Linked DNA regions of Homo sapiens: region 2 is linked to region 1. The links are chromatin loops, found by intact Hi-C in ENCODE. Cell type or tissue: endothelial cell of umbilical vein. All regions are shown on one strand. Each heading gives the region's core, and the rest is flanking DNA. Links, peaks and the distances in the headings are about the cores only. Region 1 overlaps EPB41L4A (erythrocyte membrane protein band 4.1 like 4A). Region 2 has its middle 65 kb from the start of EPB41L4A-DT.

Region 1 (16,816 bases), core at 5,628-13,627:
TTGAATTTGCTTTACATTATGTCTAAGTTATATGTGAAATGAATATTTGTCACCCATCCACTGATTTGCACCTGTAAGCAAATCCAGATATCCAGCCCACAGTCTATACTAAGTGCAATAACAGAGGAACCAAAAGACATCTGTTCAGAGAAGGAAATGCCTCCAAGCCTGCCTGTTCTTTTTACTTTTGTCTCGAAGCAGTTATGCTCATGCAGTTGCAGTACTGGGGTGAGTGCCTGGCAATTCCATGCCGCTCTGTATACCCTGGGAGATGAACACTCTGGAGCAGTTTTCTGAAGAGCTTACATAAATTAGAAGTTAAATATTCAAATAACAGGGGTTCCGTTTTGCCAAAAAAAAAAAAAAAGGCTTCACAGCATCATTGTGGTGCATTCAAGACAGTATTTCACATAAATTAAGTACTTCTTCTCTCCTGCCAATAGTGCACCTCATTATTTGAAAGACTTGATACCTCGGAAGTCCAAAATTTCTGCAGGTTGAGTGTGGTCCATGGGTTTTGTTAAGTCTATATCATGCTTTAGAATTGGTTGCAAGACTTAAAAATTAGAAGAGTTCACTTTAAGAATCCAGATTTGGGGATTATCTTTTTTTAAAAAAATGAGAGGATTTGGTAACACTGTCTTGTGATCTTACATGTCAAGTGCCTGTGCTTCCAAGTCTTTCCCACCTTTCTCTTTTCCTCATTTTCATTCCTTCCCTGCCCACATCCAGCATCCAACTGTCATTCCGTCTTAAACATGTGAGCAGCCATGATGGGAATGGTGTGTCTTATTCAGCTAATGCATTATGCCACCATATTTAACTTTTTGTACTTCTAGATTTCTCTCTCAAAAAATGGGAATTATATTTGGCACCTATTTTTAATGAAAACTTTGACAATTAGCTTGACTTTTTAAGAGTATTTCAAAGTAAAACTATTTATTACTATTTTGACTAGCACATTTAAAATAATGATTTTGTAGCATTGGTTAAGATTGGCTCTATAGCAGACACCAGAGTTTCTTTAGTCGAAACTTAGAAATGTTTAAAATAAGTTTTTGATACATGTCTTTTTCCTAGAAAATTAAAATCAGAAGTCTGCAAATAATGTGTTTACATATATCATGAGTATTATTTACTTCTGAGGGTTTATATATGCTTACCTACATATGGATATATTAATTCAGTTAATATGCATCTTTAGCTATAAATGATCATAATAAAATTTCTGCTGCTTAAATAACATTTAAAAGCAAGTTTAGGATGAACCTAAAACGCGCCATCCATGTAGATGTTAACTTCAGATGCATGGCTTTCCTTTCAGAATACGGCAGGAGAATGATATGGTTGATTCAGCGCCTCAGTGGGAAGCTGTATTAAGGAGACAAAAGGAAAAAAACCAAGCCGACCCCAACAACAGGCGATCCAGACACAGATCTCGTTCGTATGTGGACTCTTTTTATACCTTGATTCAAAAACACTGAATTTGAAGTAGCATGTGGATATTCAGGTCTTCTAAAGTGTTTTAGTTCAACTAGGATTATTTCATTGTTTATTTGTCATATTTACCTTCTAATATTTGTGACATTTATTAACCATGTTTGAAGCCATAGAAGTTGAAGCACAGTCAAAACAAAATGTCATGAAAACAAGGCCCTCAAAGCCATATTTTTGTTTTGTGTTGTTTTTAACCAAAGTATACATTCACCTGAATAAATAGGAATAGTCTTCTTTGTTGTAGAGCCAGGCTGTTGGTGAAATACCTGCTGCTTCTCAGTTTGAGTCTGCACAATTCTCTGAAGTCTTGTTCCAGACTGAACCAGATGTGAATATCTTCCCATCAAAATACAATTTGTGAACAGTAGTCAGTGAGTGATTCATTACACCTCAGTGTTGGAATTTGCGTGCTCCTCCTGTTGCTAGGCAACGCCATGTGTGAGCACAATTACACCGTAATGGTGTGATTGCCAGTCCCCCAAATTAATTGTCTTTGAGCTGGTAAAGTTTCTGTGCGTGTGTGTTTTAAATCTGTGCATTATCAAGATTTAGACGCCTCACTCCCACTCCACTTGCCAAACCATGGCTCACCTTTTTAAAGTGAGCCAAGACTAAGTACAGATCCTTTTGTGATCGTGGGTAGTTAGATGTCTGATGTTGATTACTCACAGGAGGAGGGATTAAGTCCAGTCGTGTATGATAAGGAAATGAAAGGATGTTGGGTAGTGGAGGTAGAGACTGGGTAGGTAGGTAGGGAGCTCTGAGGGAGCCAGGCAGGAGGGTGACAAGAGGACAGCTGTGAGTGCCACATCAGGTTAAAAGAGATTAGGAAAGAACTCTGGAGTGTACCGGGGGGTTCACACCAGGACTCTTTTTACTGTGGGACACTAAGGGACACTTCTCAGTCTTAGATGTTTACCTTTCAATTAGAAATTAACCCCGTGTATATGTGTGTATTTTATCAGTAATGCATCATTATGAGTGATGACTTTCTTTTGTAATAGAAAACCTGCAAATAGTCACTACACCATGTACACCCTTACAGATGTATTAATTACTCTGTAATTTTTTTTTAGCAACCTAATTAAACTGGTAGTCAATTTAAAGCTGAAGTTAATGAAGATTTCCTTTGTTGTGAGATAGCACCTTCCCCCAACTCCATTAAAAAAAAAAGGAAGTTTAGATAAGAAAGAATCAGACCTCACTGAAGGACTTTACCCAAAAGGTGCAGAACCCAAGATTAGATACAGCGTAGTCACGGGTAAATCTTTTGCCACCATATTTTTACCTTTCCATGTGGAATAGTTTTCTATGAAGGACTTGTTATACACAAGGTTTGGCAACTTGATATTAAATCTTAAAACAGCATTCAGTTTTTCTAACTATTTCTAAAGCATTCTGAGTTCAATTAAATGCCAGTAGTACATTTAATTTATTTAAAAAGGGGAAAGTAAAATAAAATTAGAAAAAGTCCTATATATAAGTTTTGAAGAAGTCAAAAAACATTCCTGGAGGCAATAGTAAATAAATGGAACCATTCATTTGTAAATAAAAATTGGGAAATAGAATAATTTAAAATTGTTATTACTATAATTCAGTTATATTATGGAGTAATTATTTGTAGTGGGCCTGGGAATTTAATAATTTTTTAGTCAAGTGGTCGGAGGTTCATTTAACAGCCTTTAAAATTGAGGCAATTTGAGGTGAAATTTACATACAGCCAGATCCTCTCATCTTATATGTACAGTTTAATGAATTTTGACAAATGTATCCATAACCTATCCATCCTGCCAGTCAGGATATAGAATATTTCCATTAACCGGAAAGTTCCTTCATGCTCCTTCTAGTCAGTGCCCACCCCCACAACCAACCACTGTTCTGATTTCTTTTTCTTTTTTTTTTTTCTCTGTCACCCAGGCTGGAGTACAGTGGCCCAATCCTGGCTCACTGCAACCTCTGCCTCCCGGGTTCAAGCCATTCTCCTGCCTCAGCCTCCTGAGTAGCTGGGATTACAGGCACCTGCCATAACACCCAACTAATTTTTCTATTTTCAGTAGAGATGGGGTTTCACCATGTTGGCCAGGCTGGTCTCAAACTCCTGACCTCCAGTGATCCACCGGGCTCAGCCTCCCAAAGTGCTGAGATTACAGGTGTGCACCACTGCGCCTGGTCCACTGTTCTGATATCTATGATGAGTTTTTCTCTCTTGTCGAACTTCATATAAATGTAATAACACAATATATACTCCTTTAAAATACTACTACTTTCACTCAACATGTTTTTGAGCTTCATCCATGGTATCAGTGGTCATTTAAATTTTTGTATATACTGCAATATTTTTATTCATTCTCTTCTTGATGGACAGCTGAATTGTTTCCAGTTTTTGCCATTGCGTTATAGACATTCTCTACAAGTATGTGTGTGGAATTTGTTTTCTTTCGCTTGGGCAAATACCTAGGAGTAGAATTGCTGGATTAGAGGGAATTTGTGTGTTTATTTATTTTTTTTTTTTGAGACAGAGTCTCGCTCTGTCGCCCAGGCTGGAGTGCAGTGGCCAGTCTCGGCTCACTGCAAGCTCCGCCTCCCGGGTTCCACGCCATTCTCCTGTCTCAGCCTCCCGAGTAGCTGGGACAAGAGGCGCCCGCCACCACGCCCGGCTAATTTTTTATATATTTAGTAGAGACGGGGTTTCACCGTGTTAGCCAGGATGGTCTCGATCTCCTGACCTCGTGATCCGCCCGCCTCGGCCTCCCAAAGTGCTGGGGTTACAGGCATGAGCCACCACGCCCGGCCACATGTTTAATTTTATAAGGAATTACCAAAATGATTTCCAGAAAGGTTGGGTCATTTTATACTCCACTAACAAGATACGAGAGGGTCTTGTTCTGCCCCAGTTCTTGTTAGTATTTGAGTTTGTTGCTGCGTTAATTTTCGCCATTCTACTAGGCATGAAGTAGAGATTCCATTGTAGTTTTAGTGAGCATTTCTTTCATGGCTAATGATGATAACCACATTTTTGTGTGCTTACTGGTTATTCATATATCTTCATTTTTAAAGTGTTCAAATTTTTTGTCCAGTTTAATTGGATTGTTTGTCCTTTTTCTTATTCATTTGTAGGTTATTTATGTATTCTGGATAAAAGTTCAATTTCAGATATGCACGTTATGAATGAATACTTTCTCCCAGGCTGTGGTTTGCATTTTCATGTTCTTAACATTGCTTTTTGATGAGCAGACTTTTTAATTTTGATGAAGACCAGTGTATCAGTTTTTTTCATTTCTAGTTAAGGCTTTTTTTTTTTTTTTAATCTTAAGGGGTATTTGCTTACCTCATGGTCACAAAGATAGTCTTATATCTTTTTCTAGCAGCTTTATCGATTTTGCTTTTATACTTAGGTTTGTGTTCCATTTAGAATTAGTTGTTGTATATGGATGAGTAGAGATTGAGAGGTGTTTTTCCTGTAGTCTATCCAGTTCCACCACCATTTTTGAAAAGACTTTTCATTGAAATGCCTTGTGGCCTTTGTTGAAAGTGAATTGACTGCTCACATGTGGGCCAATTTTGTTTCATTGATCTATTTGTCTATCCCTAAGCCATCATGTTGTCTCGGTTACTGTAGCTTTATAGTAAGACTTGAATAAAGCAGTGTAAATTCTCCAACTTTGGCTTTCCCTCTCCCCCTTTATGCAAGATTGTTTTAGCTATTTTATTAGGACCTTTGCATTTCTGTGTAAATTTTTGAATCAACTTGTCAGTTTTTACTGCCTTCCCCCAAAGACTTTTGACTAGGAATATGTTGAATGTATAGATCAATTTTGAGAAAATAAATATCTTATTCATCCATTTGTTTTTATCTTCTTGCAGCAATGTTTTATAGTTCTCAGTACGGAGTAATTTATTTTGTTATATTTCAGAAAATTTATTTTTCAGTTGTTTTTTAGTATATAGAAGAACAAAGGATTTTTAAAAATACTGATGCTACATCCTGCCACCCCATAAGCCTTGTTAAATTCACTTACTAGCTCTAGAAGCTTTTGGTTGGGGGCAGTTTCTTACGATTTTCTGCGGTTACAATCATATTTGTGAACAGTTTTCCTTGATTTCTAGTCTTTCTGTCTTTTATTTCTGTTCCTTCCCTTACACTGGCTAGATCATGTAGTACAGTGTTGAGTTACAATGTTGAATACAAGTGGTAAGAAAGCAGACATCCTTGGCTGCTCTTTTTCATAAAGGGAGAGCATTCAATATGTCACATTATATATGATGCTAGCTGCACAATTTAGGAAGATCCCTTCTATTTCCAGTTTGCTAAGAGTTAGTGAAGAGTTTTGATCATGAATGGGTCTTGAGTTTTGTTATAAACTTTTTCTGCATCTGTTGAGATAGTTGTTATATGGGTTTATTGTGTTCGTGGAGGAATTAAATGGATTCAATTTTGAATGACACATCCTTGCATTCCTAGCATAAGCCCCTTGTGGTCATGATGTATTTTCCTTTTTGTATGTAGCTGGATTCTATTTGGCATTACCTTGTTAAGATTTTTTTCTTTGTTTTTGTGAAAAATTGATCTGTAATTTTCCTGTAATGTCAGGTTTTTGGTAAAAATATTATATTGGTCATTTAAAATAATTTGAGAAATATTCCTTCTTCCTCTGTTTTCTGAATGAGTTAATATAAAAGCATTTTTTTCTTCCTTAAATATAGAATTCACCAGTGAAACAATCTCTGCCTGGAATGTTCTTTGTGGAAGGTTTTAAATTACAAATTCAGTTTCTTTGACAGATATTGAGATATTCATATTTTATACTTATGTGTAAGTTTTGATAATTTATACTTTTAAAATAATTTCATTTTTATCTAAGTTGTCAAATCTTTCAGCAAAAATTTGCTTATAATTCTCCCTGTGCTTTTAACATCTGTGAAATCTGTTGTGATATCACCACTTTAATTCCTGATGTTGGTGATTTGTGTTTTCTCTTCATTTTTTTTTAATTTATTTTTTTCAGAGAACCAATTTTAGATTTTGTTGCTTTTTCTTTGCTATCTGTTGTCTGTTTCATTGACTGTACTTTTTATTCTTTTTATTTTGTCTTTTACCTGCTCTTCTTTTTTCATCTTCTTAGGATAACATTTATTTTAAACCTTTCTACTTTTCCAATATAAGCATAAATTTATAAATTTCCCTTTCAGCCATGCTTTAACTATATCTCACATGTTTTTGACATTGTTTTTGTTATCATACAGTTCAAAATAATTTTTAATGTATCTTGTCTTTTTTTGATGCTGGCATTTTTAGTTGTGTGTTTAATTTCCAAATATTTCAGGATTTTCTACAAATATTATTATTATTCTAATTTAATTCCATTGTGGTTAAAAAAAAAAGTCTGAACAGTTTTAATCCCTTGAAATTTATTGAGACTTGTTTTAAGGCCTAGCATATGGTTTTTAATGATGAATAATCTGTAGACTCAAGAAGAATGAGGAGTCTCAGTTACTGGTTGTCGAATAGATGCAGTTAGCTGATAGTGTTCAGATTGTGTCTTTTTTTTTATTTCTTCATCTACTTTTCAAGTAGTCATTGAGAGAGGGATGTTAAAATCTACAACAGTGATTGTCAATTTGTCTGTTTTTTCCTTTAATTCTGTCAGTTTTTACTTCAAGTTATTTTGAAGCTCTGGTGTTAGGTGTATGCATATGTATGGTTTTTTCCTTCCTGATGAACTGATGACCCTTTATTCTGGCAATACTTTCTCTGTGTCCACTACACATGCACACGCATAAATTCTACCATACCTTCTTCATGTTTACTGTTTGCATGGTATATCCTTTTAATCTGTTACTTTAAGCCTAGTTATGTCTTTATATTTAAAGTCCACCTCTTGTAAACAGTGTACAGTTGGTCTTTTTGTTTTTTTTTTTTAATTCTAGCCTGACAATCCCTGTCTTTTAAGTTCAGTGTTTAGCCTGCTAGCAGTTAACATAATTATTTGTATTTTGCGATATAAATCTACCATCTTGTTCTTTTTTCTGGTTTATTACGCCTGTTTTTTGTTGGTTTGTTGCTCCCTTCCTACTTTATTTTGTGTGAACTGAATATTTTTTGATACTCCATTTTATTTTCTCTACTGATATCTTACCTATACTTTTATTATTTTTTTATTTATTGCTTTCTCTCTGTAAGTATGATTCTTATCAGTATGGTTCCTTATCACACCCTAAGATGAATATTGTAACATTTAAAATTTAGAAACATTGGAAAAATATAGCTCCACTTGTGCTTTGTGCTATTGTCATATATTTTATTTTTGCCTGTTAGAAGCCTCGTATTAAAATGTTAATGTATCTTTGCTTAAACAGTGAGTTTTTATATAAAGAAATTAAGAGGAGGAAAAACCTTAGTTACTGTGGTGGGAAGAATAATGACCCCTGATATATGTCCATGGCTTAATCTCCATAATGTGTGAATATATGACCCTAGATGGCAGAGAGGAGTTAAGATTGCAGGTGGAATTAAGGCTGTTGTTAATCAGTTGACCCTCACCCAGAGATATTATCCTGGATTATCCAAGTAGGCCCAAAGTAATCATAAGTTTCTTAAAAGTGGAAGAGGTGACAGAAGAGGAAGAGTGTTTCAGTTTGAAACGGACTCAACCTGCTGTTGCTGGCTTTGAAAATAGAGGAAAAGGCCTTGAACGAATAAATGTGGGCAGCTCCAGAAGATGGAAAACACAAGAAAATGAATTTTCCCTTGAGTCTGCAGAAAGGAATGCAGCCATGCCAACACCTTGATTTTAGTCCAGTAGGACCTGTGTCAGATTTCTCAGCTGATACGGCCAAAGTGCAGTTAAAGTAGAAAAAAAAATTATATATATATATTTGTGTGGATAGTAGTTCATTTAGAAGTTGCTGGCCGGGGACGGTGGCTCATGCCTGTAATCCCAGCACTTTGGGAGGCCAAGGCAGGCCGATCACCTGAGTTCAGGAGTTCAAGACAAGCCTGGCCAACGTGGTGAAACCTCGTCTCTACTAAAAATACAAAAATTAGCTGGGTGTGGTGGTGGGTGCCTGTAATCCCAGCTACTTGGGAGGCTGGGTCAGGAGAATTGCTTGAAGCTGGGAGGCGGAGGTTGCAGTAAGCCGAGATGGCGCCATTGCACTTCAGCCTGGGCAACAGGAGTGAAACTCCATCTCAAAAAAAAAAAAAAAAAAAAAAAAAAAAGTTGCTCTGGTGGGTAAAAAGCAGATTGAGAAAGAGGAAGAAAGGAAGCAGGAAAGCAATTAGAAAACTTTGCAGTGGTCCACGTGAGACGCTTTTAGCTCAGAAAAGATGGTGGTGGTGAAATGAAGAGAGTAGATGAATATACATTTTGGAAGTACAGCTGACAGATTTGTAGTGTGAGCGGTATTATGGATGACATTGAGTTTCTGAGCAGATGCACTGAGTGGGTAGCATCGTGTTTTACTGAGATGGGAAGGGATGGGCCAGGAATGTTTTGGGGGGGAGAGAATCAAGATTTCTCTTTGTTAGGTTTGAGATGCCAAGTAGGCAGTTAATGGAAATGTCAGGTGGACAACTGAATACAAATGTTGTAACTCTTAAGGATGATGGATTACTTCATATAGCACAAACTGAGCTCTGTCCTTTATTTGAGTTATGACTGTTAAAAGCCTGAGATTGATTGACAATTAATAAAATACCTGCTGGGTGCTGTTGTTTGCATTCTGGATCTTCAGCTTATTACCTGATCCCCATGAGCTTCCATCTCTACAACACTGATGGTACCACGCTCTTAGGATTTTGCTGAGCATTAAGTGAGGTTGTGCCTGTGTCACAGCCTTTATTAGTAAGTTCCCCCAGGTCTTAGTTATTCTCTAGAAACACTGCAAGGTATTTGTGTTTTTCCTTGAGATGAGGAGGTGGTGAGAAATGAAGAGAGTAGATAAGGCAACTCACAAAAAGTCCTTAGAGACTTGAATTTGGTTGTGTGAGGATTTAGGAACCACTACAGCTTTCTTTAAAAGTGGAAATATAAGCTGGGTATGGTGGCTTGTATGTGTAGTCCCAGCTACTTGGGAGGCTGAGGAGGGATGATTGCTTGAGGCCAGGAGTTCAAGACCAGCCTGGGCAACATAGTGAGACCGCATCCCTTAGAAAAAGTGGAAACATGGCTAGGGCAGTATTCAAGGAAAGCAATCAAAATTATCCTTCATATATATATACATATACACACACACACACATATCTTCAGATATAATATATACATAATATAGAAAATATTTTAAAATATATGTACTATATAAAAATATTTATGTATATTTGGCATTTCAGATGTACAGTAAACCACTGATCTCTCCATTACTCCCATATTCTTAAATTCCTACTGCAGTATATGTAAATTAGGTATCCATTAAGGGTCAGAAGGTTATGATACACCATTATTCATTTTTGTATTTTATCCGCAACAAATAGCTAGAAAATCAATTCATTATTAAATACCAGAGACATAAGAGTAGAGTAGTATAAAATACAAAACTGTTTTCTACTAAAAAGCGTTAAGCTGAAATATGATTAGATCTCTGTTAAAACATTGGGAAGTACAGTTCTATTTAGTACATTTTTCAGCTACAGTTGATGTTTATCACTAGGAAAAAAGCTTTGTTGAACCTGCTTTTCTACATGGGTGAACCTTTACTCAGTGGGATATTTGGAAGAGGTATTAAAGCGTAAACAATGGTTTTGGTAGGGTCAAACCTGGGTGCAAGAGAAGGTTCGGGCTCCCTCTGGTGGTGATAATATCTTACTATTTTTATTGAAAAGTACTGATACTGTGGAAGATGAGGCCGTCAGGGCGATGTTCTCAGTTACACACAAAACATATAAGTCTGGTGTGTTAGGTGAAGATATAACATGAACCCCCACCCCCAACCCGGAAGTGCCTCCTGAGCGATCTTCAGCAGCTAGGTTGTTCATCTCAGTGGCTTCCTAAGGCTTCTTTGATTTGGAGGGGGAGGGAGAAGAGTAAGACATCTCCTAATTAGATTTATTTTGACCCGTCAGGAATGTGACAAAGAATGACTGGGATATTTGTTAGGTGCTTTGAATTCCTTAAATAAAGATGTTTTATAAATGTACATATTTTCCACTCTAAATTTCCTTTCAGAGGAGTGATCAGTATAAAGATGGACAAAAAAAGAGTAAAATACTGCCATATTTTTTAGTATAATATACAAAATATAGTAAATATATTACTGGATAATGTATTGCCCATATTATGTTTTTAGATAATATAGTTGAATAGTTTGGGGGATATTTAAAATGATTATATGCAGTGATGGAGTTTAAATCCTTTGTAGATTTATGATATGTTTGTTTCAGGGTTTTGGAATAAGGGAAAGTGATTTGTGAATGATGTGTCATCAAACTAATTTCTCTGATTAATTTAAAGTGGAATATTTGTATGTGGAGGAGGGATGCTTTTGAAAAATACTGGACTAATACTGGGCTGCATGTTTATTTTCTATATATGTCGTACCTATGGACAACTCAGGGTTCTATTTCCTTTCCTTAGGAATTTATTTGGAGAGTTTAAGTAAAACATCTGCATAATTAAGTGCCTCAAATTAAGAAAAATGACTGCTGGAATTCCACAGCTTTCTAAATCCACAAGATAACACTGAGCTGCAGATCATGAATTCATCCTAAATTATTGATTAAATGTGTGTGCAGATGTAAGCATAAAAATAATACATTCCTCATTAACATGCAGCTTGTGTTGACATTTGTGAAATCACAGGTGGTCTAGCAATCAGAGGAAATTAGCATTTTTTAAGCTTTGGAACTTTTCCTCGCCTTAAAACTGTTTGAAACTATTGGCCACGTCAGAACTTAGTTTAGTTAAAAATAGGACTTTTATGGTGCTATAGAATGTAAAAATAAAGACTAAACTCTTCAATCTTTTAGGACCAATGTTAATGGCTAGAAGGTCTGATGATCTCGTTCAGATTAAGATAACATTTCTCAGGCTAGGCACAGTGGCTCACGCCTGCAATCCCAGCATTTTGGGAGGCTGAGGTGGGCAGATTATGAGGTCAAGAGATGGAGACCATCCTGGCCAACATGGTGAAACCCCGTCTCTACTAAAAATACAAAAATTAGCTGGGCAGGGTGGCACATGCCTGCAATCCCAGCTACTCGGGAGGCTGAGGCAGGAGAATCGCTTGAATCCAGGAGGCGGAGCTTGCAGTGAGCCGAGATGGGGCCACTGCACTCCAGCCTGGGTGACAGAGCGAGACTCTCTCTCAAAAAAAAAAAAAAACAAAGATAACATTTCTCTAATTCTTCTGAGATGGGAATGAAAAGCATTTCCTTTGGAATTACAATAATAGTATATTTAAAAAAAAAAACATGAAAACACTCTTATTTTTTTTCCTGATAACTAAGGTAAGAAATTCTCCTGGCTTAAAAAGATCAGAAAATATAGAAAAGCATAAACAAGAAAATAAAATTACCTGCAATACCAGCACTCAGACATATCCACTGTTATCATGTTATCATTTTTTTAATGTATTGTTCATAGTCACTATCTCTCACCACTAGGCCTGATATCATGGGGTGTATGTCCTCCTGGCCACTCATAACTTTCCTCATTCTCCCCGTGTCCACCCTGAAAGCATTCAGCTTTGAATTGCATGCCCTCACATGATACCACTCACCACTTCCGGTAGTTGTCATCAACTGCACCCTCGGTCATTTTCCCATTCTTTTAAGATTTAGGTTCTGCTGTACTGTCACTCTCTCCAGCACTATTCTAGTACTCACATAATGGATCTTTACAAAAACTTGGCTTCCACCACCCAACCATAGCCACTTAATTCCTAGGTCATACCCTTAATCAGTGGTTTTCCAACTGGGGGCAGTTTTGCTTCCAAGGGGACATTGTCTACAGACATTTTTGGCTGTCACACTGGGGAGGTGCTACTGGCGTCTAGTTGGGTAGAGGCCACAGGTGCTACTGATCATGCTACAATGCACAGGACAGCCTCCTGCAGCACAGAATTAGTATAGAAAATGTCAGTAGGGCCAAGGGTGGGAAACCCTGCTGTAACTAGAAGAAGCTGATATGCCCACTATCATACCTTCCTGAAATAAGAATAATGATCAGTAGAATAGCTTCCTAACCTGGATATTATGTAATACTTCAGACTCTTGGTTGACTGTAAGAAATAGATCCTGGGGTATAGTCACAGCTGAACCATCATTCTGTCAGAATGGAATAACACCTTAGTGCTTTTTAATATTAGCACTTTCTCTGACAGTATCATTTAATGGGGTTAACATATTATCTAGCAAATCAGACCAACCAAATGTAGGAAAGGCAGAATACATACAGGACACCAAGGAAGCAGTTTCTATGATTTGTAAGAAACATACAATTTTTTTTTTTTTTTTTTGGCACAGGGTCTCATTCTGTTGCCCAGACTGGAGTGCAGTGGTGTGATCTCGGCTTACTGCAACCTCCACCTCCCAGGTTCAAGTGATTCTCATGCCTCAACCTCCTAAGCAGTTGGAATTACAGGCACATGCCACCATGCCCAGCTAATTTTTTGTATTTTTAGTAGAGATGGGGTTTTGCCATGTTGGCCAGGCTGGTTTTGAACTCCTGACCTCAAGTGATCCACCCACCTTGGCCTCCCAAAGTGCTGGGATTACAGGCTTGAGCCACTATGCCCAGCCTAATCTTATTCTTAAAACAAAGAACATCTACATTTAACAGTACCATATTTGGTCTGAGACCAAGATTTCATCCCTTTTTCCTTTTCATGTTTTGTCTCATCCTGAGTTGATTAAAAGGTCTTTATAGACAGATCACTTTTTTCCCCCTGCACAAAGGAAAAACCATTTGGTCAACTCAGTGGCTGGAAAGTAGCTTAGTGTATTCTGTAGGTTCAGGAAGCCCTACCAGAATACCGTAGTGGTGCCCTTATGAATCGAGAAGAATGAAAGCATTAATGATATCATACACTAAAAGCATTATTGAGCCCCCCAAATGCTAATACAGATTAATCACATACAATTCCATAGGATCAGTGGCTTTTAATTATTTGTTCTTTCTTTTGGCCTATTACTAGATCTCTGTTCTCTTAAAGGGACTGATGAAAGCTTATTTTCTCACTATGAAGAAAAATCATTCTGTGTCAACAATTGCAGTGATAATAGATTTCACTGCATTCATTGCTACAATGGGAGAAATAGTTGATACTACAGAGAGTACAAACACTTGAATGCTGACTGAATTTTTCATTCTAGGAAGTTAAAGATAGTGGTATAATATCTGCTCACATACTTCTTGGAGAAAAGATTTGCAGAGTCAATAGTTAGGAATGGAGAAGGGCGTAAAGAGGGTGGCAGCATGAGCCAAGGCCACTGATAGTCCTAGCATTTGCTGGCCCAAGTTTTGTTGCAGAAATGCAACACCAGATGTAACATGAAAGATGGGTCATTGGTACAGTCTGCCATCAGGGCCATCCCACCAGTTGCTTTTTCCTTTTGGTGGTTGCTTCTCCTAGGTAATCACAGATCATGTTGGAACTTTTTAGAATCAGGATGAGTTCTTCTTTTACCATTACTTACAAATATCTGGAAAGATCAGAAACAGACGCCCTGAATCATTCTTCGTTGTACAGTTACCACTGGATGGGGAGGCATATGACCCTGCAGTTCTGAGGTCTTTCATTAAATGAAGCTCTGGTTATGACTGGGTTTTATGATTTTCCTTCAGCGGCAGTAGCAGCAATTTAGCTGCTGGTGTCTTTATACTAACCATCACAATGGCTCTCCCTGTCCAGTCTTTCCTTGTCTGTTCTCAGCTGGCAAATAAGAACTTCACAGTCTGAAAACTATTAAAGTTAGTTATTAGGTTGTGAGATGAAGCATGTTTGCAGAGATGAATGTTGTTTTCTCTATTTATAGGAGAAGCCCCGATATCCAAGCAAAAGAAGAGTTATGGAAGCACATTCAGTGAGTAATAGTTTTCTTTCTTATTGTTTTAAAACCCATGTAGTTTTAATGCAATTGCAAGGAAGACTCCTGATACTGAGAGGCAACTTCAGCGTGATGCCTGCCAAAGCCATTGCCACTGTGTGTGGCAGGCACATGGAGCACATGGTGGTGGTGCCTTAACCATATCAACACCTATCTACAGGCAACCCTGACACCTCCTCACCTTGGGTCATTTAGTCTCGCCTCTAAATGGACCTCAGACAGGCCAATAGTTTACAAATAAATACCAAGGAAAACAAATCCAGAAGAAAAAAGACACCTACCACAGGGGAGAGAAGCAGATCTTTTATAGGGAAATGGGGAATGACTGGAGTCTGAATGTAGAAGAATTGAAAGAAGGCAAAAGAGCTACAGAAAAGGTTTTACCCCTCCTATTTTTCCTTGAACACGTTTAGTTTTTATAAATTTTCATTAGTTTTACTAACACTGTTTTGGGACAAGATTAGAAAGGGAAAACTCACCTGCCGATTGTGAAAGATACTAGCATTTATACCAGCACCACAACTATCATTTTCTTGCATATTCCTTTACAGAAAAGAACTTGTGGATCCATCCGGATTGTCCGAAGAACAATTAAAAGAGATTCCATACACTAAAATAGAGTGAGTGCCTTTCAGAATCTTCTCACCAAAGCTTTATTAGTGCTTGTGAGTAATCCATTCTAATTCTTCAATTGTGTTCCAGACAGTGCTTTAATTTGTCTTTACATTTTAAACAAAACTAGGTGACAGTAGCGAAAGAGGAAGAAAAGTGTGCATTAAAGCTACTTATTCTACACTATAATCACTATCATCTCTTATTAGCCACCTCTTTGTACTTGGTAGGTACAAGGGGGCTTTTCCTGATTAATGTCAGTTTTAAAATAAATTCTTTTCTGAGATTCTCACTGATAAAGTTTTTTATCCATTATTTTACACCAAGAGAATTATGTTGACCATAAAACTCTCATATGAGCCCAGTCCCATCCCTGGCATAGAAGCAGCACATTGAGCAGGCTTCGTGAAAGCACAGCAGGAGTCCTTAGTCACCAGTGTAAGAGGAACCGTACCTGTTGACTGTGTTTTCTGCCTTACCAGTACTTGGTTAAGAGAAAGTGAGTGCCTGCTTTGTTTCCCTTCTGTAGCTATGCTGCTTTCCCACCACAGTTAAATAGCAGGTTGGTACACCCCAGCCACCCTCCGTCCCCATCTTTAGGTCAAAGATTTGAATTATTTATTTGTTTTTAATTATTAAGGTATAATTGACAAATAAAAATTGTGTATGTTTATACAATCTGATGTTTTGATATATGTATACATTGTGAAATGCTGAAGTCAAGCTAATGTATCTATCACCTCACATACTTTTTTTTTATGGAGAGAACACTTAAGATCTACTTTCTTAGCAATTTTCAAGTAAAGACTGAATTCTTAATGTTGGTAGCTAGGACAGCGGACCAACTTTTTCCATTAGGAATGCCATTTTGTCTGCATTATAGATTTTGTTTACTTCCACGCTACTAAGAAGAATTCCACGGTAAGGAATAATTTCATTTAAAATTTGGTTGTTAAAAAATATACATACATACATATATATATGTATACACACAAATACTTTAAAGAGCTTCATTTTCACATATTGTCAAGGGAGCATTTTTCTTGTGAAATTTAAGTCACTCAGGCTTTCAAACCCTAGGAGTCAAGTTCTTTTTAAAACTCTGAAAGTTGTTATTCTTTTGCGGTTTCAATATTAAGAACTCCTACTTTTCCTTTTCTGACTTTGGGTGTTTGTTTTCATGTTTCTTGGTTGCTTGTTCAGGACACAAGGTGACCCAATCCGCATCAGGCATTCTCATTCGCCACGAAGTTACCGCCAGTATCGCAGGTCCCAGTGTTCAGATGGGGAGCGATCAGTTCTCTCGGAAGTGAAGTAAGTGGGCAGGCCAGAGTACACCATCACCATCATGGCTCCAAAACAGTGCAGTCTAAAAGAACTTTACTTGCTGATGGAAATGTTTTATATCTACACTGTAGTTCTCTTCCAACTTAATTTATGATTCTAGATACTGTTCCAGTCACTAATTCTAAAACTCATTCTCTGCAGTTCAAAAACAGATCTTGTACCACCACTTCCGGTGACCCGTTCTTCGGATGCTCAGGGTTCTGGGGATGCTACAGTTCATCAGGTTAGTAATAGTAAGGTTTGAAGAAGGTGTTGTATTGATGACAATTTTGAGAAGCATTTTGTGCTTTGGAAAGTTCCTTTAGGGAGGTAGGGCAG
Region 2 (16,816 bases), core at 3,698-11,697, 310 kb before region 1:
TATTGTATAAGTGATCTTGATAATTGCCTGCATTTTCTTCTAATTTGCATGCTTCACACATCAAAAACAAAAAATTAAAAATTGGATAGGATGTGACCTTTGTTTTTGCAATGTGTGTCTGATGGAAATTTTGGTGCTTCCTGAGGCAATTCTTCACCTTGGATTTAGAGAATTTTCTGCTTCATCAGGTTGTCATTTAATCAGTTGTCTTAGCAACTTCCCCGCCTTCTTTTCCTTCCCAAGGCCTCAAAGTCTCACCTTGTTTGAGCTACCAGATGCAGAAACCTGGCATGCCTTCCACTTCCACAAGCCTATTACTTTTTATTCTTGTTCTTTTTTTCAAAAATTCCAATCAAAGGAAATTAAATTCAAAGCAAATCAGGACACCTTGACTGAAGTGACGTTGGGATAATAGCCTTCAATCTAGAGCTACTTTCTAAGCAGAATCTCTGCCAGATGTCTGATGTGTCAGATCCCTCAGGTTTGTATTGGGGCAGAATATCTTATCCTCTTGGATGTTAAAAAAGCAAAAAACCATAGTAGAGAGATCAGTCAGAGTCTTAGGAGATTAAAAAACATACCTTGAGGGATGACCAACATTTCAAAGGATCGCTTTTATTCTTTCTTAGCTGTGTAATAAACAGGCTCTGGTATTGGGCTCTGGAAGCTCCACCATGTTGGCAGGGTTTCCTCAGCCCGGAGCTCTCTCCTCTGGTAGACTTGGGGGTTTGCGCCCTCTCACTGCTGCTACAGATGCTGCTCTTTCATCGTCCACTTGGGGGCTCTGCCACAGTCGTTTGCTGCCAAACTCTCAGCAAGGATGTCAGATATGAGTCATGAAAATATCTAATTTGGAGTAAATCTAATGGTTATTAAATTGACGTACCGTTACAGTGATCATTTTCTGATTGGAAACTCAAGAGCAGTACCAGACCTGCTGTCCTTGTCCTCAAACTCTAAGTGTTACATTAAATTCTCTCTATGCAAACCTATCCGTCCTTCAAAGGGAGTTTGGGTTATAGATGGTGACCCCAAATTATTATGAAATGTATTCTTTATCACTTTTCTTCCTTTTTCTAATCAGAGCTTTCCTATTTTACCACTGTAGTCCAACAATTATTAGTTTTATTTTTAACAACTAAGCTTGAATGATACTGACCTTTAAGGCTTGAAAACAATTAATTAGAAACCTGATAATTCAAGGGGGATTGTTGTCAGCTGTAACACACAAAGTCACCTGTCTTAGTAATGTAAGATACCTTCAGTTCAAACAGCCCAGGTCACAAAAGCAGTATCTCTAGATCCCAGTTTCCTCGTATATAAAGTGGAGGTATACTACATACTTTTTTAGGTTTCTCTCACTTCTAATATGCTCTGAGTTCAAGAATCAGTCCATTATAGGAGTTTATTATTAGAATTTCAGGATCTCCTATTTGCTTAAGTCAGAGACCCCCTTTTCTATCTTCATTCTCACCAGTATCTCTTGTATTAGAAAATGGCTCTTTATTAATTTGAAAAACATTTATTAAGTATTTATTGTGGACCAAGCACTCTCATGGGCACTGAAAATATAAAGACCTTAAACTCAGGATGCTGTGGTCTAGTTAAGGGGAGCCCTCATCCTTCTTTCCTGTTGGTAATTATTACTATACGATTTACCCATCTCTCTCACCATTCTTTCTCTGTCTCCTTTGATGACTCCTCTTCCTTTTTGCATTTTAAATCAGTCCTAAGAATTGTCATCTTTCTGTCCTTACTTACATTTTTCCCGATTGCTCCCCTAGTGGCCACAAAACATAGGTCTTCAAAAACGCTTATGCCCGTGATGACTCCAGCCCTGTGGCCTTAAACCATTCTGTCACGCCACATGCCAGGCCAATAATACAAGGCACAGACACTGTCATTTTATTTCTCCACCAAGAATATTCCTCAATTCTACCTTAACCTGCTCTGGGCATTTCCACCTCATTCCCACTTCTTAGTTTTGTCTCCATTTTTGATCTTCTCCCATCTTTACAATGCTCACTGACTTGGTTTCTGTGTTAGTTTCCTAGGGCTGCTGTAACAAATTACCACCAACTGGGTAGCTTAAAACAATAGAAATTTATTATCTCACAGTTCTGGAGGCCAGAAGTCCAAAACCCGGGTGTCAGTAGGGCCACACTCCCTTTAAAGGCTCTTGGGAAGAATTCTTCCTTGCTACTTCTATCCTCATGTGGTTTCCAGCAGTCTTTGGCATTCATTGGCTGTTAAACGCATCCTTGGAATATCTGCTGTCTTCACATGGCCTTCCTCCCTCTGTGTCTCTATGTATGTGCAAATTTCCCTCTTCTTATAAGGATACTAATCATTAGATTTAGGGCCCAGTCTAATCCAGTATGACATTATCTTTATTACATCTGCAAAGACCTTATTTCCAACTAAAGATCACAATTAGAGGTTCTTGGTGGACATGAAGTTACAGGAGACACTATTCAACACAGGGCAGTTTCCCTCATGTGGTCCTTGACAAGGACCTGACCACAGCTTTGTCTTAGACTCACACTCTGGCCTTCTACTCATGATCTTCTTGGGAAGGCAAACCCCATCAAGCTCAGATACCCAGGAACCAAGATTCAATATCAACATGGCCAGTGGGTTGTATGTATGTATGTATACATATATATCCGACTGGTTCTGTTTCTCTAGTAGAACCCTGACTAACATAGCATGCAATAAACATTGGTTGAATGAATGAACTGAACATAAAAATGAACAATCAGCCTGGTGCAGGGGCTCACGCCTGTAATCCCAGCACTTTGTGGGGGCCGAGGGGGGTGGATCATCTGAGGTCAGGAGTTTGAGACCAGCCTGGCCAATGTGGTGAAACCCCATCTCTACTAAAAATATAAAAAATCAGCTGGATGTGGTGGCGGGTGCCTGTAGTCCCAGCTACTTGGGAGACTGAGGCAGGAGAATCACTTGAACCCAGGAGGCAGAGGTTGCAGTGAGCTGAGATCGCACCACTGCACTCCAGCCTAAGCAACAAGAGCAAAACTCCATCTTAAAAAAAAAAAAAGAACAGAACAATCAAGCCTACTGTAGCCAGGCACTGATTTTATTTTCCCATATTTAGTATATTCTTCCTTCCACTAACAGGTCAATCTTCCTTTAACATAAATTTTATCATTTTATTCATCTTCCAAGGCATTGATTAGTTGCTTAGATTTTAGTAGGTCATAATCTGAGCTCTCTCTCTTATCACATAGTAAGGTCTAGTGATTAAAAAAATGGTCTATGGCATCACAGAGACCTGAGTTTATTCCAGAATTCACTATTTACTATATATGTGACATTGGATACATTACATTATACTCTCACTAGACCTCCACACTTGTGAGGCTGTAATGAGGCACCCAACAGTCCAACTGTGGTGATGTTAGAGATGGCCAAGTAGAAAGCCTGTTTTCCAGCCCACTTCCTTTTCCCAGAGTGGTCTCAGAGGAGGCTTAGGAGAGAGTCAGGCCTTGCACCATTGTGCAACAATAATGAGGCCACTCTCGCTGCAGTGAATACTCGGAAATCAAAATTAAAAATAAACCACCATTTACAGTTGTCACTCCAAATGATATACATACTTAGGTGTAACTCTAACAAAATATGTGCAGACATACCATGTTCATGAATTTGAAGACTCAATATAATAAAATTGTCAGTTCTCCCCTATTGATATAGAGGTGTAACAATTCCTGTCAAAATCCCAGCAAGACTTTCTGTAGATATACACAAAATTATTCCAAAATTATTTAGACAGAAAAGTAACTACAGTAGCTAGAAATTGTTTTTGAAAAAGAATACAGTAAGAATAATAAATCTACTCAATAAAAAAACTTCTTATATATAACTACAGTAACCAAGACTGTGTGACAATGGAGAAGGGATAAACACATAGATCAACGAGGCAGAATAGAGAACTTAGAAACAAACCCACAAAAATATGCCCAACATTTGCATCTTTTACAAAAAAAAATTAAGCAAATATTGCCAAGAAATGGTGCTGGAGCAAGTTGATATCCATTTGCCAAAAAAAAAGAACCTCAACATAAATCTTACACCCTATACAAAAAGTAACTTGAAATGGATCATGGACTTAAGTGTGAAACTATAAAACTTTTAGAAAAAATATATAAACTTTTAGTCTTTTTATATTTTGGCAAAGAGTTCTTAGACTTGACACCAAAAGTATGATTGATTAAAAGTTGATAAATAGACATCATCAAAATTAAAATTTTTTTCTGTGAAAGATCTGGTAAAAAAATAAAGGACAAGATAGACACAGAGAGGAAATATTAATATTTTCAAGCCACATATCCAAACAAAGCACTAGTATTGAGAACATGGAAAGAACTCTCAAAACTCAGAAGTAAAAAAGTGAACAGTCCATTTAGAACATTGGCAAATACATGAAGAGGATTTTCACCAAAGATGTACAGATGGTAAATAAACAAAACGAGTATCAACATCATTAGCCATTAGAGAATCACATATTAAAACCACATTGAATGGTTGCAAGGAACTAGAGGGAAGGGGTGAATAGTTGGGACCTGGATGCTTTTTATTTTAAAGACTTTATTTTATTTTTCAGACAGAGTTTTGCTCTGTCATCCAGGATAGAGTGCAGTGGCTTGATCTTGGCTCACTGCAAACTCCACCTCCCAGGTTCAAGCGATTCTCATGCCTTAGCCACCAGAGTAGCTGGGATTACAGACGTGCACCACCATGCCCAGCTAATTTTTTGTATTTTTAGTAGAGACAAGGTTTCATCATGTTGGCCAGGCTGGTCTCGAACTCCTGAGCTCAAGTGATCCACCCACCTCGGCCTCCCAAAGAGCTGGAATTACAGGCTTGAGCCACCATGCCCGGCCAAGACTTTATTTTAGAGCAGTATTAGGTTCACAGCAAAGTTGAGGAAAAGCTAGAGAGATATCCCATATACTTCCTGCCTCCACACATGCATAGCTTCCCCATTATCGACATCCCCTACACAGAGGATTTTTAGGGCAGTGAAACTCCTCTGTATGATACTATAATGGTGAATGCATATCATATGAATTTGTCCAAACCCACAGATTGTACCACACCAAGAGTGAATCCTAATGTAAACTGTGTAATTTAAGTGACAATGACGTGTCAATGTAGGTTCAACTGCATGGGCTCAATGTAGTTAAGAGCCCAGGCTTTGGAGCCAGAGGGATGTTGGTAATGGGGGAGGCTGTGCATGTGTGGGAGTAGAGGATGTACGGGAAATCTCTGCACCTTTCACTCAATTTTGCTGTGAACCTAAAACTTATCTTAAAAAAGTCTATTAAAATCATGAGATATTACTATACACATATTAGAACGGCCAATGTTAAAAACAGTGACAAGACCAAATGCCGGATCACTCATATGTTGTTGGTGGGAATGTAAAATGGTACAGCTTCTCTGGAAAACAGTTTGGGAGTTTCTTAAGAAACTAAACCTACAGCTACTATATCACCAAGTAATTGAACTCCTGGGTCTTTATCACAGAAAAATGAAAAGTAAGTTCACAAAATACACATGTTTATGAACATTTATAACAACTTCATTTGTAATGTCCCAAACTGGAAACAACACAGAGATCCTTCAATAGGTGAATGGTTAAACAAACTGTGGTATATCCATACTATAGAATACTACTCAACAATGAAAAGAATGAACTACTGATACCAATAGTAACCTGAAGGAATCCCCAGATAATTGTGATGAGTGAAAAAAGCCAATCCCAAGATGTTAAATACTTACGATTCAACTAGAATAATATATTTATAGAAATGGAGGATAGATTAGTGTTTGCCAGGAGTTAAGGAGGGGGTGGTATCAAGAGGAAAATGGGTGCGTCTATAAAAGCACAACTTGAGGCATCCTCATACTCACAGAAACAATGGAAATATTCTGTATTTTGACTGTATTAATGTCAATATCCTGGCTGCAATATTGTGCTATAGTTTGGTAAGATGTTACCCTTGGGATGAAACTGGTTAAAAGGTACTTCTTACAACTCCACATGAATCTACAGTTACAGTCTTGTACCACATAATGATATTTCAGTCAACAACAGATTGTGTATACAACAGTGGTCCCATAAGATTATAATACCATATTTTTACTCTACCTTTTGTATGTTTAGATACACAAATACTTACCATTGCCTACAGTATTCAGTACAGTAACATGGTTTGTAACCTAGCAGCAATAGCCAATACCATACAGTCTAGGTGTATAGAAGACTGTACCATCTGGGTTTGTGTAAGTACAGTCTACGATGCTCACGCAATAACAAAATCACATAACGATGCATTTCTTGGAATGTAACCCCATCATTAAGCAACACATAACTATTTCAAAATAAAAAGGTTAATTTTTAAAAAAATTATTTGGAAGGCTAAGTTAGAAGGATTGCTTCAGGCCAGGAGTTTGAGACCAGCCTGAGCAACATGGTGAGACCTTGTCGCTAAAAAAAAATTTTAAAAATTAGCCAGGCATTGTGATGTGTTTCTGTAGTCTGAGAGGATAAGGTGGGAGGATTGCTTGAGCCTAGGAGTTCAGGGATGCAGTGAGCTAGGATTGTACCACTGCACTCTAGCCTGGGCAACAGAGTGACACCCTGTCTCAAACCCCCCTGCCCAAAACTTATGATAAGTTAGATAACTTATTATACCATGGCTTGTATTATATATCATATCATATATCATAATTATCTTCTATATTTTTCACAGTTTATTCCATGTGAGATCATCTTATCTCCTTAATAGGTTTTAAACTACTCCAGACTAGAAACTGTCTCTCTAGTCTTGTCCTTAGAATGGTGTTTGGCACAAAGTAAACATTCAGAAAGCATTTGCTGAGTGAATATTGTTGAATGAATTCTCTGTTCCTAGGAGAGATAGATGTAAATAAGCACATGGCTTGAGCTTATTTGTCAAACCAGGTAGAATCTGCCCAAAGTCCATGCTGTTTTTCCCAAGGATAAGATTCAGCAACACAGAGCAGTCACAATAGTCATGCTCAGACAAACCGCCTTCCAACACTCTCCCCACCCCGCTGGAATGTTGAAGGAAGAGGAAATGAGATAGGGTAAATATCTCAATAATATTTTTCTTGCTTGGAGAAGCAGAGAAGGAACTTGACACATAAAATAAAGCAGTAAGAAAGTTTATGTAAACTCAACTTTCTAACTTGAAGCAGAGAGCAACAGAGTAGGAAGCATGGTGTTATCTCTTACTGTACTGTCTGTGCAGCTTCCAAAGAAGGTGATCATGGACTCTGTGTGCTTCCCTGGTCTGGGAGCAGATCCTTAAAGGGGCTAACTGAGCTGGATATAAACCAGAACATTTTTAGGATATAATTAATAAAATCCCTTTTTTTGATTCATGTTTTTTAAGCCTAATTTAGGGAAACCAGGTTTTTGTTTATTCTTGTCGTTGTTTTATTTTTAATCTCTTGTTGCCTAGCTATTAGTATTTAATATATGTCTATATTAAATCTTAATATTTGTCTCAATACTGATAAGAATAAAAATACTAATTGCCTCCTAAAATATGTAGTGGCCAATGACAATAAACCCATAGAAGTTCACCTACATTGTAACTAGCTTTATGGATGCTAAATTAAGATACGATTAGATGAATATTTATAGACCAGATATTAATTGGCCCTTCATTAAATGACACATAATATAGAACATTAGTGAAGATGGATAAGACATATTTTTTTTCCTTGAAGAGCTCACAAACCAGAAGACAACAGATATATAAAACCAATTACAACACTGTAATACAAGCTAAAATAGGGTGTGTTCACAAAGTCATGGAAACATAGAGAAAGGGGAAACTAACTCAACCTGAACATGGTGGTTAGTTTCTAAAAGTCATAGAATCCCATGGTTTTCAAAAGATCTCCGTTTCTCAGGTCCCAAACTGTCTCTTTATTTAACTGTAAGAAATTACATGGCACCATGTTGGTTTTAAAATTTCAGATCTGAGGTTTCCAATATTTGTGCCATACCTGACCAACCTGCCTGAAGTCCAGCTATTTCCAGGTACTGCCCAGAGAAACAGTGGGTGGAGTTAAGAGCCCAGGCTTTGGAGCCAAACTCCTTGGGGTCAAATCCCAGCTTGGCTATTTATCATATGACCATGGCCAAGTTACTTCTCTGACTTCACTTATCGTAAAATGGAAGAAATAATAATATACCTATCTGTCACTAATTTTTAAAACCATCCATGAATTTGAATGGCATATTCATCTTATTGCATCATTAGTCTATTACTTTCAAACACTTATATGACTTTTGGCTATATAGCAACAATAATATATATTTGGCTGTATTATAATGCATGATCGGTTTGATTCCCCATCTGTTGAATAAGAATAAATTTCAAGTCTCTGAAATAGCTCATGCAACTTTTCATGACATCATGTAATTTTCCAGAATACATATACCTACATAAACAAATAAACTGGATGTTGTAGCATTAGAATCCTGGCAGGAAATAGGTAGCGCACTGAATTTGGGTGGTTTGAGGAGAGTTTTGAAAAGGAACACTTGACAAAGATGTGAAGAGGATGTAGGGGAACCACAGTGAGTGCAGCAACCCGGGGTGAGTACTAGCAGGGAGTCATTTCCATTCTTGGACCTGAAGGGCATGGGAGGGAGCAGTTATCAGAATTCAGAGAAGGGTGCTTGATAGGAGCTGCTGTCTTTGGTAGGACCATGGCAACCCAGCAGAAAGAAATCTGGTGAAAAACACACCCTGATCTCCCGCTCCTCTCTCCCTGGGATGACCTTCAGGTTCCCTTTATTGGCCAAACCCAACAGAAAGTCAGAGAGCAGTGGAAACATTGAGGCCAGGCATCCAGGTCAGCTTCCCAGAACACAGCAGGGTTGAGATTGGTAGAGAGTAGTTCTGAAGGGGCAAATGAAAGAAAACCAATAGAGAAACCTAGTTATTTTATAGGGAGATTGTACTGCAAAACAACCACAAAGCAACAACAACAAAAAAACACGATGAAACAAAAACAAACTCAAGACTGTTTGACACCTTGTCACTAACTGACTTCTAAGACTGAAAAAATGTCTGCAAAAGCTGAGAAGCATGCTGGAAGAAAATCCTTCCAAATTTTAATTTCAGACGTAGTTATGGCAGTTCACAGGGAATGTCTCCTTCAAAATGGATAACCAGGAGGCAAAGGAAAATAAATGACGAAGATTTCTCTGGAGGGCAGAGCCAGGGTCTTAGGCAAGAGCCTCATTCTTCCTGTCCAGCAGGATGTAATAAGGGATGTTTGTTTCCTAACCACACCTTTCCAAATGGGAGTTTTGACTGTAGTTATCTTGTTTCTTCCCCAACCATTGTATACTGGGTGTGTTTAGACTGGATATCTTTAGTTTTAAGCCTAAGTTTATAAGGTCCCATGGAACCATAATCAGAACTGTTGGAAAGAACTGGATACCACAGAGAGATTCTGGACTTGGATCTGGATGTAGTAACTAAATGAGAGTTGAGGGTTGTGTTTCTTAGGGGAAGGGATAAACATATTCCATATGAAATGAATATATGGAAATAAGGAAAGGCATGAATGTTGTGGAGCAAAGGGGCAGACTGAGGTGGACACTGGAGACAGCCTATCCAAGAGCCTCTCACAAACCCTTTCCCTTGCCTTTCTCTACTAGAGAGACTGAAAAGCTAAAAGACACACCTCCCCAGACTCCCTTGCAGCTAAAGAGAACACAGTTGTGGATGCTGAAATGTTGAAAGAAGTCTTCAAGGATGGGTTACTTTCCTTCTTTCTCCTTAGACTGTAAATGCAGTGCCTACATTGGAGCAGTCATCTTCTGAGCAGTCATCATGGCGATGAATTCTGTATACTAAAGATAGTAGAGCAAAAATAGATGAAACCTGGTTTCCAGAATCTTACTTAGCATGTTTTTCAGCCATGTAATCATAATTAATACAGACTTACCTCATATAATGACCATTTGGTTGACAACTCTCTGCTGTAGCAAATCTTTAAAAGTTATACCATTTCTTCAGCAATGTCTCCTTTTGTTGTCCTTATGACTTTTTCACCTCAAAACATACTAAGCAGAAATACCGTAAGAAGTGACATTTTGATATTACAGTTTCAGGCAAAGGCACACTCAGATAAATCCTGACCACACCGCTGTTAGTCAGAGAACATTATATAGTCCAAATATGAATTGTTCGCCGTATTGAAAGGATTAAATTCATGAAAATATAAAGCATTTAGAATAGTGCCTACTGCATAATGACACAGGCAAGTCCAGCTTCATGGGTATGCAGCCCGTGGAGTCACAGAGGGCCCAGTGCTTAGGAGGGTTCCATGCTTGGTTTAATGCTCTGCTGTTGCCATCTGGATTTCTTAAAAATTTTATCTTTAAATGTGTGTATGTAAACTCTGATGGAAAAATAGAGCATGCACACGAGCAGAGGAGACACATGCAATATGTGTGCCCTCTATTTCTTGCCGCCTTTTTTGCATATACTGTGTTGTCTGAGATGCGCATGAGCACAGAATTCTGGTGGACTTAACTGTACATGGGATTTCAGAAAGACAAAGTAAGAACAAAGCAAATATTTTATGTCTACAACTACAAATATGTTATGTCTACACTGCAATATGACGGTATTGACCTCCCCTGGAGGCCATGCTTTCTATTTGAACCAAAACTTGCTTTGCAGAAGCAATGCAGAAAGAAGGCAATGACATTCTGAGAAAGAAACTTGCAATGCAGAAAGAAGGCAATGACATTCTGAGAAATATTAACAACCAAGGAATCCCATGACATCTTTTTTTTTTTTTTTTTCTGAGACAGAGTCTCACTCTGTTGCCCAGGCTGGAGTGCAATGGCGTGACCTCGGCTCACTGGAACCTCCACTTCCCGGGTTCAAGCAATTCTCCTGCCTCAGCCTCCTGAGTAGCTGGGACTACACACGTGTGCTGCCATGCCTGGCTAATTTGTATATTTTCAGTAGAGATGGGGTTTCACCATATTAGCCAGGCTGGTCTCGAACTCCTGACTTCATGATCCACCCGCCTCAGCCTCCCAAAGTGCTGGGATTACATGCGTGAGCCACTGCGCTTGACCCACATCTTTAAAAATTCATGTTATTTTCCTATATTAGCCAACCATTTATGTTGAAAATTATAACATAGAAGGAAAGGCAAAGATATGGCAACCTATAGTTCATTTTTCTTTCAGTCATTCTTCCCTCAGCCATAAAGCACAGGTAGAGAGTGTTGGTAGAATACCCATGTATCAAGAAGCAAGATAAAAACAGTTGAATTAATTTTGCACAAGATTTCCACTGTTTGGTAAGAGCAAAATACATATTAATGTATAAGCTACAAAAGGCAAATTGTGTAATTTCAGTGAGTCCACATAGAAGTTAAATGCTTATTTATTTACATTTAAAACTGGCATTGTACAATATAAAAGCAAATGCTAAAATTCATAGTATTAATTTAAAATTTTACTTCTTTTTACTTAGAATGACATTAATTAGAAAATTATAAACACAGGACAAGTTGAGAGAGAGACTGGGAAAGAAAGGAGTTTTATATTTTAGTAAATATAACTAACAGCATTTTTTTTCTGAACAAGGAATCTTGCATTATTATTTTGTACTAAACTCTGCAAATTATTTAGGGGCCCTGAACATAATGTGCATTTACACATAGCATATAAGCAGTAACTATCAAAGAGCTATAATAAGTACTAATTAGACATTCAATTAATAATAATATCCCAATAAATGGCTCTTTGATAGAGAGAGAAGAAAACACCACTTTGCTAAAAGAGCCTCTTCTAGCTATAGTGTAAACTTAGCTGAAGATCCACATTTTGTAATATCTGGAAAAAAGAAAACAAAACAAATTATCTCCCTAACCTAATGTTGATGCAAGCAAGAGCCATAGTTGGAGACACTATGGCATCCAGGAGACACATGACCCCTTGAGCCCTCCCCAAGTACCTCTCGTCCTGTGCAACAGGGACAATGAGTCTCATTGTGAATGCCAGTTTGGATGTGGCTGCAGGGAAGGAGCAGATTAATGGTTGCTGCCCTACCTCAGTCTATTTTATTTTATTTTTTCTGAGACAGAGAGTCTTGCACTGCCGCCCAGGCTGGAGTGCAGTGGCACAATCTCAGCTCACCTGCAACCTCAGCCACCAGGCTCAAGCGATTCTCATTCTTGTACCTCAGCCTCCCGAGTAGCTGCGATTACAGGTGTGTGCCACTACGCCCAGCTAATTTTTGTATTTTTTGTAGAGACAGGGTTTCACCATGTTGGCCAGGCTGGTCTTGAATTCCTGACTTCAAGCAATCCTCCCACCTCAGCCTCCCAAAGCACAGGTGTGAGCCATTGTGCCCAGCTAAGTCTATTGTTTCAAATTGTCCTGAGGCAGAGACCAAGGGAGTGTCCAAAAACCAGCACAGGCACCCAGGCCTGTTGAGAGAATAAAGAATTTTGAAGGCCAGATTCCATGCTCAAGGTTGATGACTCAAATGGTTCTAAAGCATGAGTTAATAGCCTATGGAATTGAAGCCTACCAAGTTTGTTAAGGAGTTATATGGTCACAGAGCTTTTAAGCATATGTCCCAACAGTTTCAATTGCTCAACCTCCTTTAGCCCCCAGAATTCATACCAATTGAAAATAGTCTCAAAAGAGATACAGCCACTGGAAGACCAGTCCCAATCTCCACTGTGATTCTGGGAGGTCTTGAGGGAGAGCTTCAGAAAGCAGAATCAGTGATGAAGGAAATCCATGAGCAAAGGAGATTTTTCCCCTAAGAGCAGAAGCTGGTGCAGCTGACAGGTAGACCAAGGACTGCCAAGGCATGGAGTCCCTGCTGTTCCTGTCCAGGAGGAAAAAACATATGTCACAGTCCAGGAACTATTGTGTTCTCTCTTTTCTCAAATGGGAGTTGATACTGAAGCTATCCTGTTCTCTTGCCAGTATTTTATATGAAGTTGTATGACTTGGTTAAATGGGAAGAGCAACATTTGGAGGGGGACTGAATATTACCCAGACAACCTACACTTGGAGCTGGTTGAATACATAGAAGATACTTAGATTAACTGTCTTTGAGGAGTTTTCTAGGATCTAGCTAATTAATATCCACTGCCACTGTCATGGGAGACCACTGAGATTCGACTGATGTTCTGGCCACAGATGCTGACTCTTGACACCACCCCAAAGCTGCACACACTAGCGTGCTGCCCTCTTCTGAGTTCTTAGTGTTCTGAAGCTATGCTGTGCCCTATGCCTAACTGGACAGAAGACCCCTCCTCCTCACCCTGCCTGCATCCTCATGTCTCACAGTGTCTCAGAATCCCTTATGAAAACAGTTCCTTTCATGTGTGCCAGTAGCCACTTTCTCCATAGGACTCAAACCCAAATTTATGGGGCTGGCCAAGGGGAACATCACTGAGACTCTGCCATGTTCCCTCACAGCTTCTCCTGGCCTCTGCATCTTGGGCACCCTGCCTCTCTTCTTTTTCAGTCAGCAAAACAAAGCAAACCCTCCTGGCAGGCCTGCCTTACCAGTTCAGCAGACAAGCCTGGTCCTGTCTGAAGCCCAGTTATGAGTCATTGCAGAAAATAAACTGATGTAAGCATTCCTATATTCTATTTAAGAAAGCCTCAAGGGTCTTGGAGTGATTGAGCAGAAAAGCCAAAGTACTTGAAACTGACTTACCATTTAATTTTTAGAATAATCCGTTGGCTTTGAGCAGAGGTGGTAGAGAAAATTTATTTATTAATGAGTAAGAGGTATCATCCATAAAAGGAAAACATGATTTTTCTTTATTTCAATTGAGGCTGCAAAGTTGAGAGCAGTAGATGGCATGTACCCCCATATTCTGAAAAGAGGTGATAGATCATCTCTATAGTACTTGCTAAGAGGTGACTCCACACTGCCTCTGTTACTTCTTCTATGCTTAGCGAAGAATTGAGAATGAGGATTTCTTAAAAGTCTGGTAGATGCTGAGCTCTGTGGTGTGGCCCCTATCCTTCCAGTGGGAGAGAGAAGAATGCTGCCCTCTCCCACCTCAACCTGAGTGAGGGGGGTCCATAAACCCTTAGGAGGCATTGGCACGGGAGTGGAGTCTCTTGAGAGAGTTCACAGAAGAGTTTGACACATGACTTCCAGAGTTTGGAGGATCTGGGGCCTGACTTCTGCCTAGAAACTTCTAAGGTGTGAGGTCCTCTGGACTTGCTCCTGAAGCAGAGCGAAGTGAGGGATTGCAGTGGAGGTGATGGTGGCTGTACCTCCCTCGAGGTGAGGCCAGCGTGGCCACCTTTGCTCAAAGAGCCTGTGGAATATCCCACCAGAAACATGACTGGGGCAGTGGGAGTAAGCAGCTACTGGGGGAGCATATCAAGCACATAGAGTGATGCACGTGTCTGAGGGCAGAGTCCTCAAAGAACCCCCAAAAGAGAAAGCCAGCTTTGGCACATCTGCCATGCAGGGGTCAGTAACACCAGGTTACAACAGCACCCATTGAGTCAAACCTATTTACCCCCTTACCTGTCCTCTCCCTGCCAACCTCCTCTAACCCTGGAGGAGCCAAAAGGGTGCACAGTGAGTGAGAGAAGAAAAGTGGAGGAGCCACATGGAGGCGTTGTGAAGATACGGAGGAGACCACCCCCTTCCCCACTCCTGGTCTGTGGAGGGCGGGGGAGAGACTCCAGAGAGATCAAAGTTTTCATTGTTATCACACTGGACTTCTTAATACTTTGCCTGAAAAGAAAACCTTTTAACATCTGAAAGGGACTGGAAATCTAGGAGAGATGCCTAAGCTGTCAGCCAGAGGCAGAGCAGTGAGATCTGACAGAAGATACCTAATGATCAAAGTGAAGAAAAATGAAGGTGCTTCTCGTCTGCATCCCACAGAGTCCAGCTCATTACCAAACCTGTCATATCTAGGATCCTGGGGACCCACTGGGAGGAGAAGTTGTTAACGTGCATGGATTTCAAGTAAATGCCACCCGAGAAAATTTCAATCGAGGTTTACATTGCTACATTTCACTATTAAAATTACAGCACGGGGCCACGGGCATCAAATGTGGGTGTTTCGCAGTTTCTATCGATGACAATCAAAATTATTTTCCCAGATCAGTGATTTATTCCTTTGAGGGAAAAACACCTGATTACTTATTTTTTATAGTTAGAATTCTATTGTAATAATTTTCCATGTTATTAATATTTCATATTCTTTTGAGTGCAGCATTTAATGACATTTTAAGCATACCATATAAAAAGATATTTAGGTTACTGACAGTTTTTCTCACTTATAAATAATGAAGCAAGTAGATAGAACTTTTTCAAATGTTTTCAAGCTTTTTTTGTTATATTCTAAGAACCAATTGAACTTCTTAAAGCCTCATAATTATTTCCTTTTGAATTCACGATAATTCATTGTATAATTGGTTTTTATTAATTACAACTTAAAGTCATTTTTTTGCCCTGTGAATTTCAAGGTCATACTGGTTAGAAAAGACAGTTTTAGTCCAACGCTGATCACTTTTTAAAAAAATCATGAGCTCATAAATTAACAATTCATGGTTTTAGCAATAAATTATTTCACCTTGAATGACTCGTGTTTATGTTCAAACAATGCTAGTTCATTTTGCTCCTTAAATTTGTACTATATATGCTACATTAGGAGTAAATTGAACCAGGTGCTGTGACTTGCACCTGTAATTTCAGCTACTTAGGGGGTTGAGGCACAATGATTTCTTGAGGCCAGAAGTTTGAGACCAGCCTGGGCAACATAGTGTGATCCCTATCTCTAAAAAAACTTAAAATAAATTTTGAAAAATTAGCTGGGTGTGGTGGCAAGCACCTGTAGTCCCAGCTAGTTGGGAGGTTGAGGCAGGAGGATCTCTTGAGTCCAGGAGTTCAAGACTGCACTGAGCTATGAGCTCTGATGGTACCACTGCACTGCACAGCAGCCTGGACAACAGAGCAAGACCTTGTCTCTTAACAAAAAGTGTTAAAGGCAATTGGAGATAGGGTCTCACTCTGTCACCCAGGCTGGAGTGCAGTGGCACAATCATGGCTCACTGCAGCCTCAACCTCCTGGGCTCAAGTGATGCTCCCATCTCAGCCTCCTAAGTAGCTGGGACTACAGGCACACACCACCATGCCTAGCTAATTAAAATTTTTTTTTGTACAAATGGAGTCTTGCTATGTTGCCCAGGCTGGTCTTGAACTTCTGGCCTCAAGCAATCCTCCCATTTGGGCCTCCCAAAGTGCTAAAACTCTTTGTCGATTCCAAATTCTTGCTTGGTAGAAGAGCTATTTTGTTATTGTTTTTAGCTTGTGAAATTTTCTTATAACATGCTTATATTACCAGAGTCAGAGGTGTTTTAAGAATTCACAGTAATTTTAATTCATTGGTAAGACATTTTGGTGGAAATAAAGTAGTTTATACTAAATATCAGAAAGTATGAGTGGTGAAGTTATCATTTATTAAAATTCTCTAATATTTAATAATAATGTTAAGTACATTATATGAGCAGAATGAAACATGTTCCAAAATATTTTGCTTGTAAGTGTAGTTTTATAAAATAAATAGGTTTCCATTTTCAGAGAAGAGAAAGAGAACAGCAGAAATAATAAACAATGACTGGTTTAACCCAATGGTACTAACCCAACGTTTAGTATTTAACCCAATGTAAATACTAAACAATGTCCACGCATAAGGCTAACGTTTAAGGACC

The links. A loop is a pair of places that touch in the nucleus more often than their neighbours do. Peaks named below come from ENCODE experiments on the same cell type or tissue, not always from the same donor. Only the 100,000 strongest peaks of a DNase experiment are listed, where the experiment ranks them.
Region 2: it touches region 1 in a loop (6-fold over the local background); 10 of 110 quality-filtered maps call a loop at or near these places.

What each region holds. Positions count from the first base shown.
Region 1 is chr5:112,168,644-112,185,459 of GRCh38, reverse strand. It overlaps EPB41L4A (erythrocyte membrane protein band 4.1 like 4A), which reads left to right. Exons shown (of 23, transcript NM_022140.5): 18 at 1,325-1,444; 19 at 14,468-14,515; 20 at 15,091-15,159; 21 at 16,355-16,465; 22 at 16,640-16,721. Among named protein-coding and RNA genes, the nearest start is that of SNORA13, 16 kb to the right of the region's middle. In endothelial cell of umbilical vein, for the core only: a CTCF peak has its summit at 10,273 (motif pointing left); a DNase peak (open chromatin) is centred at 10,249.
Region 2 is chr5:112,476,449-112,493,264 of GRCh38, reverse strand. No RefSeq gene overlaps it. Among named protein-coding and RNA genes, the nearest start is that of EPB41L4A-DT, 65 kb to the right of the region's middle. In endothelial cell of umbilical vein, for the core only: no CTCF peak of the experiment used is centred there; a DNase peak (open chromatin) is centred at 7,114; H3K27ac peaks cover 920 bases.